Regions from separate parts of the Homo sapiens genome. Here region 2 is linked to region 1. Evidence: chromatin contacts called from ENCODE Hi-C data. All regions are on one chromosome and are shown on one strand. The core of a region is the stretch at or near the end of the contact, and the rest is flanking DNA. Distances in the headings are between cores, read along the strand shown.

Region 1 (5,595 bases), core at 916-3,415:
AGGCTTTTACCCATCTGAGGTGTTTAGATATTTGGGATATTTTAGATATTTTAGATTTGGATATTTGGATGCTTGGGAGTACTTAGGTAATGCCTCAAAATATCTACTCCATAAAATGAGAAGGGATCTTGGGGAAAAATGTTACTTTCTCTTTCTGTAGCATTAATAAAACTATGGAAATAGTGAGGGAATAGTCAATGGTCTTATAGTACAGATAAATAAATGAATTTCCGGCAGAATACGTGATTTTCTTCCTGCATTGTTTTAGACGAGATCGGGTGCGTTCAGGGTGGTATGGACGTATACCTTGCATTGTTTTAAACCAAGGGGATTTTACAGTGAATTTGAACAAGAAGAAAGTTCCAAGTGAAATCTGGCCATTGCTTTACATTTAATCTTTACATTGCTTTATGGTAGAACAAAACTTTTTGTCAGTTGTATGGTGGATTCTATGATTCACCTGATCCAGCAGGGGAAAGAAGGAGATTCTTTGGGAAACCTTGTTTGGTGACATGCAGTTGTTGGTGAGGTAAAGGGAAGGGACTAAAAAGGTAGTCAGAAATTGATTAGTTGTCAGAGACATTCAAGGGTCACCTTTGTTTTTTCTTTCTTTTTAAAATTGTCATTCTTCAGACATTCTATAGATGCTGTTTATTTATCATGCTATTAGCAGAAACTATGCTGCTCTAAAAAGTTACATAATCAAACCAAATCCTTATCCAATTTCACTGCAGTGGGACTCTGCCCACTGTGTGCTGCTCCATTATTATTGTATCAGCTTTTTAGCAATAATTGACGTCTATCTGATATAAAAATTGATACTTGGCAGAGGAAAAGAAAACCTGTTCTTTTGTGCTTAGGGCAAGTGGATGGTAACTTGCTTAAAACCCGTTTGGGAGTCAAATTGGAATATCTCTCAGCAACATTTCCCCACTTAGGTACAGTAACCGGAAGGTAGCATCCAAAAAATGTAAACCATTGTTGGGCTTCTGGATGTCTCTGAGAGAGCCTGTGTTTAGATTAATGGACGGTCGACTGAATAGGGGGTCATGATGAGTGGCCAGACTCTTTGCAACACAGTAGGCCTATTGTACATCTAACAGCGACTCAATTCAAAGCGATTCATGGCTTGGATGCTTCTGTAAATATACATTAGCCTTTAAGCAAACCAGGAATTATACCAGCTTTTATTTTTTTCTTTAAGAGAAGAAAATAAGAGAAAAAAGAATGAAACAAACACCAGAGAACTTTCTTTTGCAACAATGCCTTCTTTTCCTTTTGACATTGTTTTTTAAAGTTGCGGCAGTCCTGGGTGAATGAATATGGGTTTTTATCCCTTGAAACAGAGGCCTGCTGTCTGATGCAGGCTTCTTTTTCCTGCTTGATTGGCAGGACTTTCTGTCTCACTCCCATTAGAGAAGAAATACTGTTTAGATTTCGACACAAGATATTGCCAGTGGAATAAATAGTGCCATTTTCATGATAAAGTGGATGTTTAAGATTAAGGGTTTATTTAAGCCCACTGGTGAGCGACATTCCACTTGAATTAGGAGACACTCCTACAGGAAACAAATTTTATCAACCTAATTTTGTATTTTCCAAGCTTTTCCTGAGCAGCAGACAGAAGCAAAGATGTCGCCATAACCTTCTGTAGATGTCGCCATAACCTTCTGTTGATAGCGGAAAGCAACACCCAGGAGTAAGCGCTTGCAAGGTTAAGACAAAGAGCTCCCATGTACACGGCAGAGGGCGCTCGAGGACTGGCTGCGAGGAGTAGTTGGAACCGACTTCCCCGCTTCTTTCCTTCTCTTTTAAATGTAGGACAGGAAAAATAAAAGGATCATCAGCCAGAAAACAAAGGGCGCCAGAGAGCCAAATGTATGCAGCTGAAGAACTTGAAAAAAATTCTGGGGACTCAAGAGAGGAACCCATATTCTCATTCTCGTTGTCAGTCATTTTGCAGCTGTCCTGGCCTAGTATCACCTTCTCTTCTCCAGCCACATCCCCCACTTCACACTCCCTCAATTTGGCCCTCCGAGATTTGGTCCCGTTGGCCAGAGCCATAGGCTGCCTTTAGGAAAACCCCTGGCTCGCATGACGTCACCACGCTCATAGGGAGCGAAACTTCCCAAGCACCCCCACGGATGGTGCTAACAAAAGTTAAGCAGCGCCCCACCTCCTGTGTGCAACAGGGGTATCCTCCTCACCCCCTTTTTTTGTAAGGGAGGTGAGGTGGGAGGAGCTGACGTCGGGACACCTGGTTCTCAGCCCAGCGCTGCCCCCAGGGGCCTCCCTTAGTCTTTGTATTCCTGTTCTTCATTTGTAAAATGAGGGAATTGGGCTAAATGGTCTCTAAGCGCTCAGGTTATGCCGTTTGTAAAATTATAAGTGAGAGGTTGAGTCACCCCAAAGCAAGATTTTTAGTGCAAAATTTTGAGGGAATTGAGGCAAAGTGTTTTTTTCCTCTCTTCTTCCTGGAGTGTGAATTACCTGATTAAAAGTCTTGACTATTTCACTTCTATCTCTGTGGTGTATCGATCAAAAAGTTTATTGAACTTTTACCCTATGATCAAAATGGAGACGAGCAGATTAGATTATACCTTAATTAGCAGTTTTCTTTTTGCTAATGGTTTATTTATGAGTTCACAGCAATTTCTTAATATTAAGTTAAAAATATTGCCTGATAAACTGACAGATTACACTTGCATTTTCTCTTTTGTTCTCAGAATAAACGTTAAATATTCTTTTTTGGGGGGGATGTTCTAATTTAATTGGCCCTAATGAGAGCCAGATTGCTCATTAGAATAAAAAGGAAAATGACAATCTGTGTCACGTTTATCATCCTCAGTGATGGGCAAGGTTGTACTAAGGTTTGGAATAAGTAGACAGATGTAGAGACTAAGAGGGGCTCTGATAAACAGAGATATTGAATGTAGATAATAAGCCAATCTTAAAATTAAGCATGTGTTTACATTGTGTTCAAAGACTATGACGCCATTGGGAGACAGAATGTGGGGAGAGTTTAGCAACAGCCCTCTCAGCTGGTGACTTCAGGACAGAAACTTCTCAGTTCTCAGCAGGGGCTCCCTAAACAGCAGGCATAAGTGGATAAGTCAGTTTTGTCAAATATAGGAAAGTATATCATGTTTCAGAAGAAGACCAAAACATTATTTCAATATGAGTAAGAGTTTTCTCTTTTACCTAATAAGTGAAATGCTCACCAGTTTTATTCTGGAATGTCAGTGTGGCCCATTTTCCCTTAAATATTTGTGCCAGCAATTTCATAGTTTCCTTGGGGGCATATTTTAAAATCTATTTATCTCCACAGTGTCTACTTTGCATGGGGCTTTTGCAATAAGAGGTGCTCAAAGGCAGTTGTTGAACTGAATGTTCATATTAATTTTTTCCTCTTTAATGCAACAGAACAGCTACAGAAACAAACAAACCAAAAAAAAAAAAAAAAAAGAAAAGAAAAAAGAAATAGCCCTGCATGAAGTCACAATTTGGCTCATGCTAGGTGCTGAGTCCATTTCCAGCTCTAATGACTGGATACTCACCACCAGCTTTATCTAGGCTGCTGGGAATGAGCTGCACCAGTTGGAAGACACACTACTTATTGTTCAGATCGTTAAGCATGAATGTGCTAAGCATCAAAACTCAGATTTAGTGCAAGCTTAAAGTGGCCATTTCTTAGATCCAGCATTCTGAGTTTCAAAAAAAGAATGTTTTTGTATGTTAATACTAATGCCACTTTCTATTTGAGTCACTTCTGAAAAACAGTTCTGTGCTAGGGCAGTGCAATATATAGTTCTGTGACATTACTTAGTGAGAACCAGCAGCAGTGTGGCAAAGTGCTTAGTTGAATCAGAGCCATACAGAATCATATTTATGCTTACATAGGCGTTGTTGCATTTGGGAGAACGTGTTCACGGGAAAGGGTGGTGATGATGGTGGTGGTGGAATAGTATGTGATGTGGTTAGAAACCCTGTTTTTCCATTCATTGTTTAATCTTTGATTCTTCATCTATAAAATGAGACCTCTTGCCATTGAGTTGTTTGAAGGCTGAGAAAAATATATGTAGAGTCCGTAAACATATTCAAAAGTAGGCATTCAAAAATAAGCTATTTTTGTTATTTAGGTTCTAAAAAGCTCTTTTCTTCCCAACTATATTTCCAAAGAGCTGTCAAATAATGTACTTAGTTTTTGATTAAGACTGATGCTTTCCAGAATTACTGGGACAGAAACACTAACTACTCATTAAAATAATCCTTTGTGCCTTCAAGGGTTCAGTTCTTTTCTTCTTTCTCTATTTTCATTCTACTTCTCTCCTCAGAACAGTTTCTAAATTCTGCTTCCATCACATCTATTTGATAATAATCTAATATGCTACTCTTCCTGAGAATATTTCATTATTAGTAGGGAACAAATCTATCCACTAAGAAATAAAGTATGGAATGGGAATTTTAAGCGTTGGTGAACACATTGGAACATGTTTTTTTAGAGTACTAGGAAGTTTTCAGTGTTTTTGAAATTAAACTCATTGGTGGTAACTATGGCATGAAACAGATCATCTATTAAATCATCAGAAATTAAGGATTAAATAATTTATCTCACCAGTTACTTATCTAGAAAGGCAATGAGGAAAAAACATTTACATTCACTCATTTATTTAAATTTTTTTTTTTGAAATGGAGTCTTGCTCTGTCGCTCAGGCTGGAGTGCAGTGGTGTGATCTCAGCTCACTGCAGCCTCCACCTCCTGGGTTCAAGCAATTCTCGTGCCTCAGCCTCCCGAGTAGCTGGGACTAAAGGCACAAGCCATCATGCCCAGCTAATTTTTGTATTTTTAGTAGAGATGGGGTTTCACCATGTTGGCCAAGCTGGTCTCGAACCCCTGACCTCAAATGATCTGCGCACCTCAGCCTCCCACAGTGCTGGGATTACAGGTGTGAGCCACTGCGCCTGGCCAATATTCAAAATATTGAATACTAAAAATATTCAATATTTTTAAGTGATGGATTATTATGAGCCAAGAACCATTGGTGCTGAAGAGTCAAAAGGCTTGAGGCACAGTCCTTATACAGAGAGTTCCCAGCCTAGAATCAGAGAGAGCAACAGCAATGCACTGATAACCCGGAGGCAAAGTGGGGATGACTGAAAGAAGGTTGTTGAGGAACCAGCTCTGACCACCATGGTCTTCAGAAAGCACACTGCCTCCCTCTGGAATGAGAAGGCTGCACAGGCCATGCCAGGTATAACCTGGGCAGTTGAGAATTTCCACTGGGGCCATGTATTTGTCCATGGACAATGGACTGGATCTGTCTAGAGAATTATTTTTTGAGCAGAAAATTCTCTCAAAACATAAGCAAGATTATGGAGTCAGTGGAAAGTGATGTGACCTCTGTTTAACCTTGGGACTATTTATAATTTTAAACTTTTTCACTGCCTAGGAGAACAGGGGAAAAGTCTTCTGTTTCTACCCTTATATCTTCTATTATACTAATTGCAGGAAGAAGGCTTCTAAAGTCCACCATTAAAAGCAGTAAGGAAACTCTACCCATGACATGAAACACTACACCAAGCCAATGTAAAATT
Region 2 (5,595 bases), core at 836-3,335, 1.3 Mb after region 1:
TATGTTGCCCAGGCTGGTCTTCAACTCCTGCCCTCAAGTGATCCTCCCGCCTCAGCTTCCTAAAGTGCTAAGATTATAGGCGTGGGCCACCACACCAGGCAGAAGGATTTTTAAAGGTGTGAAAAGATAGATCTCTATGTAGAAGAAACAGCATAAACAAAGACCCCAGAGGCATGAAAATAAATGGCCCATTTGGGTAAAGGCAAAGAGGACAATGTGACTGGAGTATAGTTTTCATGCAGGGATTTAGTGAGAGGAGGGGCTGAGCAAGGAGGAGGGACCAGACCCTGAAAGGCCTGAATCTAATTGCCTAAACTCTCAGGCCTTCTCATAGGAGAACTGGATAGTGCCAGACATGGTGAATTACCAACCCTATGTTCTCTGTTTCCAGCCCCATCCCATCCCTGCCCTGAAGTGTCAGAGGCCACCTAAGGAACAAACTGAGTGAGCAAAGGAAAGAGATCCACTGAGTGGAACTATCGCAAAGGAAAAGAATGAGCTGGAGGTTCCAAGACATCCGAGGTTAATGGAAGTGGTTCCTGGGGTATCGCTCATAATCACATTTTCATCTCCCTAAAATCCAGACCCTCTCTTAAAATCAATGGCATGATCACTGAAGTGATATTTTTTTCTTAGTGGCACATAAAATAATGGTATACCCTGAAGTCAAAGGCATTTGAGACTCAGAGAATTGCTGCCAGGCAAAGAAGACCTACTCCATGCCAGAGCAGCTGCACTAGGTGCTTCTTCACATATGTCATCATCAATCCTTACAACCCTAGAAGGCCAGTGTTACTTTCTTCATCTTTACAAGGGAAGAAACTGAGGCCTGGTTAAGTAAAGGGGGTGCTGTCTCCCACAAACTCAGTAGAGTATCAAATGGGACATGATATGTGAGCACTCGACCATCCATCCATGCAGACATTCCATCACAATGAAGGAAAAGAAGGCAATTTAGAGATGGTAGGGAAGAGGCCAAGGGGCAGTTTCATTCAGAGTCAAGACCACCAAGCCAATTCAGGAAGTAAGGTAGTGGTGAGAGTGTGGGGCACTTAAACACCCACTTCTGGATATCAGCGCTTAGAAAAGAAACAAAACAGCCAACCATCAAAAGCAGCTTGTGGTTGTAGCATGATGCAAATTTATTCCAAACAAATGACAGAAGCAAACTTTTCAGTCTAAACAAACCCATCAAAGAATCCCCTAACATATTATTAAATCTAAAATAAAATACCTGGAGAACGTTGAATTCCCAGGTTAAAAACTATCATTGTTTAAAGGATATTTTTTAAAATGAAAGCACACATATGCCTTCAAAATGACAATGGGCATTTGTTTATCTCGGGCAGAGCCACATTTCATCAAGCTGTGCAGAATCTGCAAAATGGAATCCACCCTTGAGCAGAAGCGCTGCCTAAATAGAGCAAGCACATCTGGCAAATCCAAATCCTCTCTCCGGGAGCCCATCAGTACCGGAAATGCTACATCAAGATAGCGGAAGGGGCTATTTCCAGAGCTCTTCCATGCAGTCTCTTGCTCGGCTGCTCACCTTACTCCTGAACCTATAATGGGGCGGGGTGGGGTGGGGGTGCTGTGGGCAAGGGGCAGGGGGAGGCGGGCTGGAGTGGCAGTGGGCCAGAGTCCCACTCCAGTGGTGACCCTGCACACCTCTCCCAGGGCCAGGAGCCTCCACTCTAATTTCTCGAACCTTCTAAATATGCAGCCTAAAGTGTGTTGTAATCTCTGGGCGAAGGCCTACAAGTCAGTGAACTCCTTGGTTCTAACCCAGATTTGATGTGGGTTCAACAGTGAGTCATTAGCCCTTTTTTCACATCTCAGTTTCCTCTAGGAAAAACGATCTGTCATTCTTTCATATCTTTATATGAAAGATGCTGCGACTAGGTTACATCACCATCTTTTCACCAGGGAGAAATCATTCAAAAAGTGCAACTCCTCGAGTAGACCACAGGGGTTGCTGTGGAGACGCAGTGGGCTCCCCCAACCCCTTCCTTCTGTGAGGTGGAGAGGTCCCCACCTGCCCCTCAACCTCTGCAAAGCCCCTCTTTCATCGGGTGGGGTCTCCTCAGGAGAGGCATAAAGCTGGCTGGCCTCACTTGGCAACAAAGACGACCCAACTGCTTTCGTTATAAATAGTATACTTCTTTGAGAGGTTTTTCTAGTCTTTGAAAAGTAAAAAAAAGAGGAAATCCTGAAGGAGGAGCATGTGACCTAACTTAAATGTAACCACAATTAGACACTAGAGTTAGTACAAGCAACGATGCAATAAAAAAGGGAGAATTAAAGTTTGGTCTGTTGTATATTAATAACTCAATCATTCTGGAAGTCAAGAAGTTCAAGTCTGTCTTTGATACGCTCTCTTTTTCTTTCTGTTTCTATCTCATACACCCACATGCAAACACACACATAGAGAATCCTAAAAAATAAAATAGTAAAAATGCTTACTACATAAAGCAAAAATACCACTACGTTCCAGCAATCGCTAACATTTTCCTTCATTGGGCAAGTGGCCAACAGACCAGCAACTTGTATATAGAAAGACATATTCATGAATTGAATGCTAAGTCACATTCCCCAAAACCATAGTGTCATTGGTATTCATTCTACATTCCACAATTTAACTTGGAAAATTACAGAGGAAATAGAAAAGGAGATTGCTTCATGTTAAATGTTTAACACTCATGTGAAACAACTACAAAGGGAATCTCATTGTGATTTTTCAGGCTGTATATTTTTAGTGTATCTACTTCAAAATGGTAGAATAAATCAAGATGATTATTTACTTTCTTCCATTGCCTAGCTTGGAGATTCCACTCTTTGTTAACACAAACTGCTTATTTCCCTTGCAAGGGGAATCCATGATAATTCCTCACTTCTTTTTTCTCTGTTCTAACATCACACTGCTGCTGACTGAAGCTAGTAATGGATAGGTCAACACCATCACTTAAGCTAAATAAATGGGAAGTTTTGATGTCTCTAATTTAGGGGCTTTAAGACCACAAAAAATAAAGTACATACTGTATACAATGGTCTAATCCACACTCCATTTAATTAAGATAACTGTCTGACTATCCTCCTATTCAGTATTCTCATTTGAATATGCTTTGATCATAAAGATATTTTATTTTTGTTATTATTTTCTAAATGGTACTGTTAACAGAATTCAGTAACCCCCAACAAATACCAGGGCTCCTCAACAGAGGCATTACTGACATTGTGGTCAGGATAATTCTTTGATGTTGGGAATGGGGGGTTGCCCTATGCATTATAGGATGGTTAGAAACATCCCTGGCTGACCCACTAAATACCGGTAGCACCCCTCCACCTCCAGTCATGACAACCCAAAGTGTCTCTGGACATTGCCAAACGTTCCAGTGGGAGTAGGGGTGCGGGTGTTGGGGGGAGTACAAAATCACCAGGGTTAGAACCACAACATGTGCTGATTGGTTACAATGAAAAAGGGAGAGAAAAGAAAGAAAATGAAACGTTGTGTCTCTTCCTCTTTTTGATTGTCGGACTCTCTACAGATTCTTACATGTCAATTATTTGAATTCTTCCTGTGTATAACTGAATCACCCTTTCTAAGTTTCTAAAACCTTGTGCAGCATCTTTCGAATAGATGTGCCTCGAACTTCAAATGGATTGTTAAACTACTAGAGGTCCACTAATTCCCAGTGGGCAAACTATCGGTAAACCTTAGCATAACTCCACTTCGAGTCTTAAACTAACAGCACGTGAAAAGATCAATATGAATAAATTCAAAACTAATCAGACCCCTTCTTTAAATGTTGACACAGTATTATTTATATCCCATAAATACATTCTTGACTAAAATTCATCCTAGGAGATTGGCACCTGGCCAGTTCTATTCATATTTACTGTATTTATATAGTATACTTGGCCAAGGATAATATTTAAGACAAAATATGCCTCAGGGCATATACAATATCTCTTATATTTTTACTTTTAAATCTCCACATTGCTAAAAATATGTAGTCTGAACTTTATAAAATGTCCCACAAAGGGCTATCAGCAATCTGTAATGATATATAGCTCATTGAGTATAATTAGAGCATATTTGTAATACTTGAGCTGAAGTCACTCCCTGAACGCTAATAAGTTGATGGTAAAAAATGAACCAGTGATCTTTCCCATGGCTTCATCTCTGGGGCTTATGACCCTCGCCAGATTCACTGCAAGGAATGACAGGCACACTCCCTCCCCACAGCCACTTCAGTGACAGCTGAGTTAAAAGTTAGGCAGAAAAGTCCTAAAGAGGGAAAGCTGGTATATAAGCCAATGCTGTACTTTCAATTTGCTTTTTAAAAATATGGTTTTTTTCTTTTTTTCCTTTTTTTTGGAAGGGTTTGCTATATTCCAGTATAACTAAAAAGTGCTGGAAAATCAGTTAACCTATTTTCTATAAAATTATCCAGTCCTTGCACAGTAGTATCGAACCTGCTATTAATATGGCTTTCTGCTCCTAAACTTCCATACAGAATACAGACTTTTTAAAGCCTGTATTCTTTGTATGAAAACTGGCAGTATATTTTATTTATCTTGGACGTATCGGAGGTTTTCATTTATTTGGTGGCTGGGGTGAAATGGAAAGGAGAATCCACACATTGATGTTAAATGCCATACTCTGAAATCCTCCTAATAATCTAGGAATTTTTCCAGTTTGTTGATGACCATGACCCTGGGTTGGATCATCTCAGCTCTTCAGACTGAAGTGTGCTTCAGAGAACAAAGAACTAATGCCCTCTTGGGTTACTTGCTCTCTCCACACCTATTCAGTAAATGGGATCAGAGCTCCTTTCTGTGTTATAGAAGTGCTGGCAGTTTATTAGACCTTTTGCATATAAACATTGAAAGATGAGTTATTCAGGTTCTACATAACATACTTTCCGCTCTGCCCAAATACCGGTAGAACCGATGCACATGCTAGAGAAAGCAAACTGACTGAACTCCTTGTTTGTCTCAATGGTTTTGGACTAATTACAATGAACTTTCTTTCCTAATATCTCCTTGGCTCCACCCCAGATAGAAAGCTTTACTTCCCAAAGGGGATAACCAGGGGTGGAGTGTATTTATCACCGCTGTTGCGGATAGTGCCATAATTACAATAATAAAATCATCCTGCTTGCCAGAATTCTCTGCATCTGTTCTGCTATTGAACAAGAACAGGAGAAACTGCAGCAAAATAAGGGTCACTAGGAAGACTGGGGTTAGATACATGGGCTGACTTCTGAGACCATCAAGTACAAGACATGGCAGGTCACATAGCTAGGACTTGTCAAACTAAAAATAAATATTAAAAAAGAAAAGCACCACCCTGCAACTAGAACCTTTAAGAGAAAATTACCAAGATGGCTATATTATCTATTTAGGCAAGACACAGAGACTTTGCAAAGGCAGCCAGCAAGTATACAGGGCATGGAAAGGGGAGGAGAGAAATGAGCAACCAATGAAAAGTTTATGACTTGGGATTTGGAATACACAAATGTTGAAGAGGTTCCCCCCACCCCGCCCCCACTTTTCTTTTTCTTCTTCCTGGTATTTAACCCTCTCAGGTAT

What was found. A loop is a pair of places that touch in the nucleus more often than their neighbours do. Pooled maps may share reads with other maps.
Region 2: a map of posterior cingulate gyrus shows a loop between it and region 1 (5-fold over the local background). The contact joins two enhancer-like sites. A Hi-C loop is called at or near these places in 9 of 168 maps with a recorded cell type or tissue (HAP-1, cardiac septum, chondrocyte and 5 more), 6 of 37 single-sample maps with no recorded cell type and 5 of 50 pooled maps.

The regions. Positions count from the first base shown.
Region 1 is chr1:219,657,386-219,662,980 of GRCh38, reverse strand. No RefSeq gene overlaps it. Among named protein-coding and RNA genes, the nearest start is that of ZC3H11B, 47 kb to the right of the region's middle. RefSeq lists enhancers at 1,604-1,653, 1,600-1,894 and a silencer at 1,608-1,807. Within about 2 kb of position 2,165, at least 4 of the 41 ENCODE cell types and tissues checked have a DNase peak (open chromatin) inside an H3K27ac peak, as active enhancers do.
Region 2 is chr1:218,348,121-218,353,715 of GRCh38, reverse strand. All of the region lies in intron 1 of TGFB2 (transforming growth factor beta 2), which reads right to left. Among named protein-coding and RNA genes, the nearest start is that of TGFB2-AS1, 5.2 kb to the right of the region's middle. Within about 2 kb of position 2,085, at least 20 of the 41 ENCODE cell types and tissues checked have a DNase peak (open chromatin) inside an H3K27ac peak, as active enhancers do.